2 separate regions of the Mus musculus genome follow, and region 1 is linked to region 2. Evidence: chromatin contacts called from ENCODE Hi-C data. All regions are on one chromosome and are shown on one strand. Each heading gives the region's core, a stretch centred on a gene start or an enhancer-like site at or near the end of the contact. The rest is flanking DNA. Distances are from core to core; before and after follow the strand shown.

Evidence for each region. Hi-C counts contacts between places; a loop is a spot of excess contacts on that map.
Region 1: a loop to region 2 is called in a map of T-helper 2 cell, with 4 times the contacts of the local background. The contact joins two enhancer-like sites. A Hi-C loop is called at or near these places in 2 of 37 maps with a recorded cell type or tissue (T-helper 2 cell and regulatory T cell).

Annotation. Positions count from the first base shown.
Region 1 is chr11:109,859,052-109,862,212 of GRCm38, forward strand. No RefSeq gene overlaps it. Among named protein-coding and RNA genes, the nearest start is that of 1700023C21Rik, 15 kb to the left of the region's middle. Within about 2 kb of position 1,754, at least 2 of the 3 ENCODE cell types and tissues checked have a DNase peak (open chromatin) inside an H3K27ac peak, as active enhancers do.
Region 2 is chr11:109,458,838-109,462,070 of GRCm38, forward strand. Slc16a6 (solute carrier family 16 (monocarboxylic acid transporters), member 6) reads right to left here. Exons shown (of 6, transcript NM_001029842.2): 3 at 962-1,105. Among named protein-coding and RNA genes, the nearest start is that of Arsg, 13 kb to the right of the region's middle. Within about 2 kb of position 1,879, at least 1 of the 3 ENCODE cell types and tissues checked has a DNase peak (open chromatin) inside an H3K27ac peak, as active enhancers do.

The sequences.
Region 1 (3,161 bases), core at 504-3,003, 400 kb after region 2:
AAAATCAAGATAGGTAAATGCTATTATAGAAAGCAACCCTACTCTCTCGCAAGATCAAGTCTTGCCCCTGCCAACACTCTCCAGCACCACACACCTCACTACCTTCAAGAGAGAACCAGAGCTCCAGAGCTGGCCCCCAGAACATATATATGCATGTATATATGTGTGCATATGAGCATATGCATATGCATGTGTGTGTGCATGAATATATATGCCTTTGTGTGTGTATGTGTGTGCCCTTGCACGCCGGTGTTTGACATCAAATGTGTTCCTTTTAACCTTTAATCTTCCCTACCTTTAGAAAACACAATACTTTTATTTCTTTTGTGAGAATCCATCCATGCATACAATGTATTTTGATCACCCTTCACTCCTTCCCCTAACTCTTCCCAAGTTCTTGTTTTTAGCCACTGGTTGCAGTTTGAGCTGCCCACATACTCATGGGTATGGGCAATCCACTGGAACTTAGGCAACCTCTCAGAGGCCACACCCTTAAAGAAAAATGGAGTCTGTCACTCCCAGAAGCCATCTATTGCCCATGCTCCTTAGTAAGTGGTAGGCTTGTGAGTCCCTCCATGCTGCAATGCTGACTGTCGTGGTCCTGTGCAGGTCTTGTACAGGCAACCACAGCTGCTGTGAGTTCACCAGTGCAGTGGTCCTACCGTGTCCGGAACACACATTTGCTCCGGTCCTCCCTGACCTCTGGCTTTGATTCTTCCAAAATATTCCTTTATGACTGATGTAGCAAGATGCCTATGAGTCCACCTTAGTATTTGAAAAAGGGTCTCTAACTGAGCCTGAAAGTCACTGTTCCAACCAAACTGGCTGGTTAGTAAGATCCAGGGATCTTCTCATCTGTACCCCCCCGCACCCCCCCCCCCCGAGAATCATGGGCCATGCCAATTCAATGCCCAGCTTACATGGGTGCTGGAGAATCCGAACTCAGGTGCGCATGAGGAACACCAAGTGCTTCACCCACTAAGCCACGCCTTCAGCCCCAGAAGCCATGGCTTCTAACTCTGGCATTGACCTTACTCCTGTATCTGGTTCTGTTTGTTTCCTCATTAAAAGCAGAAATGTAAAAACCTGAAGGCATTTTAAACCGTTCATACTGAGATCACGTGACTTAGAGAAACCCATGAATTAAGACGTTTTGAGACCTGTGGCTAAGTTCGGGGCTTAAATGACAGGGTAGAGTTCTGACGGCCAGCAGATAAACCAAACGGTTGCACAGAGGCACAGACAGATCCTGTCCCCCAAAGGATTGTGGGCAGCAGACATCCTGGGCGCAGCCTGAGTCATATCCGGTGTGCAAAAACATGCAAGTAAGCAGGCTACAGATCTTGGGTTTGGGCGACCTCAGTCTTTAGAGCAACCTCGATGATCGAGAAAGAAAGAAAACACAGCAAGGCACAGCTGTCTTTTACTGTAGGGAGAATTAGAGAAATGGGATAGTCAAACTTCGACAATGACACCCCCCCCCCCCACGCCCTTTCCTGCTGGCCCAGGGGTTTCCCATTTCCCTGGAGGAATTTGTGGGACTACTTTTAGCTTCTGCAAGGGAGGCGGCGTCTGAACAGGGACTTTTCTAGACCACAAAGACTGTAAACTTGCCTTTACTGGCCCTCAGCAATCTTCTTGGCTTAAATTGTATGCCTCTGCAGCTGCTTATTCATTGCTAGCTTTGAAAACCCCTGCAAACACGGCTCTGGATCCGATCTTTTCTCCAGAGAACCTGGCTCGCTGGGATAGAGCAGGAGCGCCACCGTGTGGCTGTGTGATTACTGCCGATTCTTTTTGGATGAGATAGGATGATGGGACTGGCTCATTTTTGTTACAAGGAAAGCAGGGCATCAGGGCCTAAGTGGGTCTGTGGCATCCCAAGATGATTTTAGTAGGATGTTGGTACATCACTTAGGGATCTCCAGAGAAGCAACTCATGCATATGTGGGTAGTAGCAAGCATGAAACTAGTGGGATGGGCTGGCCGACTGCAATAAGCAAAACTAGGGTTACAGCTCTTATCTATGTATCCTATCCTGTCTGTCCATCTGTCTGTCCTATTTATTGTGGATTTTTACATTTATCTTTATTTTTACATATTCACAGGTGTGTGTGTGTGTGTGTGTGTGTGTGTGTGTGTGTGTGTACAGGTGCCCACGAAGGCCCAGAGCTGGAGTTGCAGGTGGTTTTAAGTCAGCCGACATGGATGCTGGAAATCAAATTCAGGCACACAAGAGAGCAGCATGCTCTCACAACCACTGAGACATCTCTTCAGTCCCTAGGGTTACCGTTTTGAAGCAATACCACTTTGTAAAGAGCACTTCATGTCAAGTGGGTTTTCCCAGCATCAGTTATGAAGCCACTGGAGAACAAGTCACTGGAGTTTTATAGCAGGAGGGATAAGATGTACTAATGATGTAACAGACATTGATATGTCTTTCTTTTTTATTTTTTGCACAAACCCATTAGACTTGAATGAAGGGCTCAGCTCATCAGAGACTTTCCCATGGAACTCACATGTGCATCTTCTTTGGTTTGAAACAGGTGGTCCTATATGCATTACTTCCTTTGCTCTTTGCTGTGGCTAAATACTTGGAGAAACAAAAGCTCCTTTCTTTTATTTTAGGTCACTGTTTCAGAGGGTTCATCCTGGCTTTTAGCCTCACATGCTTGGGTAGAATATTATCCTGGGGGGGGGGGGCTCAGTGGAGGCTGTTCTTTGATTCTTAGCAGACAGGAAACACAGCTAAGGGGATTTTTTTTTTGGGGGGGGGGACTGGCATATGTAATTGTGGCATAAGCCATGAAGCTTGGCAACCAAGTAAGGTTTTTTTTTTTTTTTGAGGATGGCCCACCACTTTGCATGGCTGTGACAGGTGAGCTCTGACAGGCATGGACCCCAGAGACGTCATCCCAGGATTGCTTCTCACCGATGTTATGACTTTCCCATCACTATTACATAGCCCAATGATTCCTGGGCACCAGCCCACCCAATTGGGCAAATTTCCTGCAGATCAACATGAAGATGAACTTTCATAAATTAGTGCTGTTTAGATGAATTAATGACTTTATAGAATTCCTGGTTTGATTCAAATAATTTTAGGAAGAAAGTTTAAGGAGACGGTTTTAGTCGTTTTGCCAGAAAGATGTAATATAGTT
Region 2 (3,233 bases), core at 629-3,128:
CGTGAGATTGGGTGTGGCAGTGCATAGTTATAAGTCCAGCACCCAGGAAGGCCAGGAGTTCGAGGGTACCTGTGGCTACTGCATAGTCCTATGGAGGCTAGCCTGCAATGCATGAGGTTGTTGCAACCTTAAATAAACAAACAAAGACACGCAGCTACAGTCGCGTAGGGAGCTGAGGCGTTAGAACTAAGAACCGTTCTCCAGAACTCCCCAAATTTGTACAATTCATAGTAGAATAAATTATCCAAAGTAATTTTTATGTAGTATTTGTATGTGGAAATAAGTCTTTCTCCTTTATTTTTATTTTTTTTATTTTTTATTTTTTGAGACATGTAACTCAGGCTGGCCTCACACTCATGATCTCCCTGCCTGAGCCTAATCCTCAAGTGCTGAGATCACAGGCCTGTATCACCCGCTCTGGCTGACCAAGGCTTCTGATGTGTGCAGAGCTCTATACAAAACTTAAAGTATGCAAACTGGGGCACACGTATATATCGCCTACCATCAGTGTCTTCTCAGACACCCCCTAAGACCGAGTCCAGCACAACACTGGCTGGCGCTGACGTAAGAACTTACGTCTTAGGTTTTGCAAATGATGCATCCCGGCTTCAAACTAGAGCGGGAGAAAAGTTCTGAGTAAAATTTTATTTCCTCCCTCACAAAACAAAACCTCTTGGACACTTGAAGATATATTTTCACATGGGGACCGCATCCACCCGAACCACCCAGCTCAAAATCACTTCTCAGACATTTCAAAATCACTTCTCAGACATAATTAATGAGAGAGAGAGAGAGAGAGAAAGGGGGGGGAGGGAGGGAGGGAGGGAGGGGGAGGAGGGAGGGAGGGAGGGGGAGAGAGAGAGAGAAGAGAGCCCACTGTGATCTGGGTTCAGTTTCATCCCTCCTGGCTTCCAGTGGCACACGCATGCGCAGAACTCTTGAGCGGAGGAGAGGCACTCACCCGAGATTACCCCTATGGAGATGTACATGTGGTAGACCCTTTGGGAGAAGGAGGCGGTGATCATTCCCAAGCTGATGAGCAACCCGCCTGCCATCACCACCAGCCGATGTCCGAAGCGGTTGCTCAGGACTGTGGAGAGGGGAGCTGTGAGGGAAAGGGACAGAGAAAGACCTTTGACCTTGGGTTTCTGTGCTAGTTTTCACTGCGGTTCCTTCCCACACACTGTGAACTTCATGTACATCTCAGGGTGATATAAGAACCTGGGCTGTTTCCCACAATGGCTATTGGTCGGGCCAGAGGTTATTTTAGTGTTTGTTCAGATTCAAAGAGCCAGTCCTGGAGACTCAAGAGTGCAACCCCAGCTACTTAAGAAGCTGAGGCCGGAGGATTGCAAGTTCAAGGCCATCTTGGGCAAAAACTTAAAAAGAAGGCTGGGGTCGAAGCTCATGGGAAGAGCAGTTGCTACACTAGCCAGACCCTGGTCTCAATCTCCCAGTGCTTTAATGACAAAACAGCAAGTGGAAAGCCAGGGCCTGGGGTAGAACTTAGGTTGGAGCTTGCCCAGCATGAGCGAGACCTTAGATTCCAGCATCTGTGAGGAAGGGTAAATGAAATACATTTTTAGGTGAGCCATCTTTGCTCAATACAGAGTTGCATGTGCATTTATTTTGCTCTCCAGCCTTCGCTGGCTTTCCTTAAGATCATTCTCCTCCTAATAACTGTTTTTATTTTCTATCTCCACTGCTTTAGATTCTTCTAAAAGAATCCTATCTTTAGTCAAAGTCTACCTAGTTTCATTGGACTGTCCAGAAAATAACATGGGGTGAAAATAAGACACATTCCCGGGCATGTTCACTTAAAAGACAATAGCCACGGGACAGCTGATTGGGGCAGTGAGGAATCTTAGGCTGTTTGGCTTCTAAACACTCTGTCCCCAGGGACACTGAAATCTAGCAAATTCTTTCCCACTTACATTCGACTCAACACTGGCTGGAGTACACTAAGATAAGAGAACCACTCAGAGCTGGGTCAAAGAGGAACACACTAGACAGAAGGGGAGGGCAGGAGAGGGGAAGGGAGGGGAGGCAAGGCAAGGCATTATGTTGAATCAATAGACACGTTACTGTTAGTTTCCACAATGTAAACTTATACTTTTTTTTAACTTCTAAAATTGCATGTATGGCCGAATGGTGATAGCACATTCCTTTTGTCCCAGCACTCAGGAGGCAGAGGCAGAGGCAGAGGCAGAGGCAGAGGCAGAGGCAGAGGCAGAGGCAGAGGCAGAGGCAGAGGCAGATGGATCTGTGAGTTCAAGGACCACCTGGTTATACAGACTTGAGTTTCAGGACATCCAGTGCTACCTACACAGTGAAACCCTGTCCCCAAAAAACAAAGAAAGCCGGGCGTGGTGGCACACGCCTTTAATTCCAGTACTCGGGAGGCAGAGGCAGGCAGATTTCTGAGTTCGAGGCCAGCCTGGTCTACAAAGTGAGTTCCAGGACAGCCAGGGCTATATAGAGAAACCCTGTCTCGAAAAACCAACCAACCAACCAACCAACCAACCAACCAACCAACCAACCAACCAACCAACCAAAAACCAGAAAAACTAAATATGTACATATGTATGCATGTATGTGTATATAGTGTGTGCATATGCATATGTGTAATGTATATATGTATGTATGCATGTCTGTGTGTGTATGTATGCATGTGTCTGTCTGTGCATGTGTATATACATATGCATATGTGTATATGTATATATGTATGTTGTTTACATATGCATATGTATATATATACACATATTCATGCGTATATGTATATATGTGTTATGCATGTGTCTGTGTATGTATATTTATGTGGCAAGCTCAGCATCCTAGCCTGTCAGGAAAGCCTTGGTGTTGCCCCTCACAGACAGATGAACATGAGATGGTACTTCACATGTTCAAATCAGACCCAAGTGAGAGTGAATGTGTGAACTCGTGAAAATCGGCAGTAGCTTCCCACCCCCATCTTATCTCATGCACTGGATCTTCGAGTACTGTACCACAGTGAGTCAGTAAAGTGTTTTGGGGAACTGGGTGATGGGATTCAGTGTCCCCTCAGGATAATATTTATAATTTTACAAGTGGGATTATAGCTTTGTGGTACATGCATGTTATATGTCTTCATGCCCATCATGCATGAAACTTGAGGTTTAGTTTCTGGTACCACAAAAACAAGGAAAAATACATGAATTATAATCTTATGGGGAATGTTTCTGGGACTCCCTGCC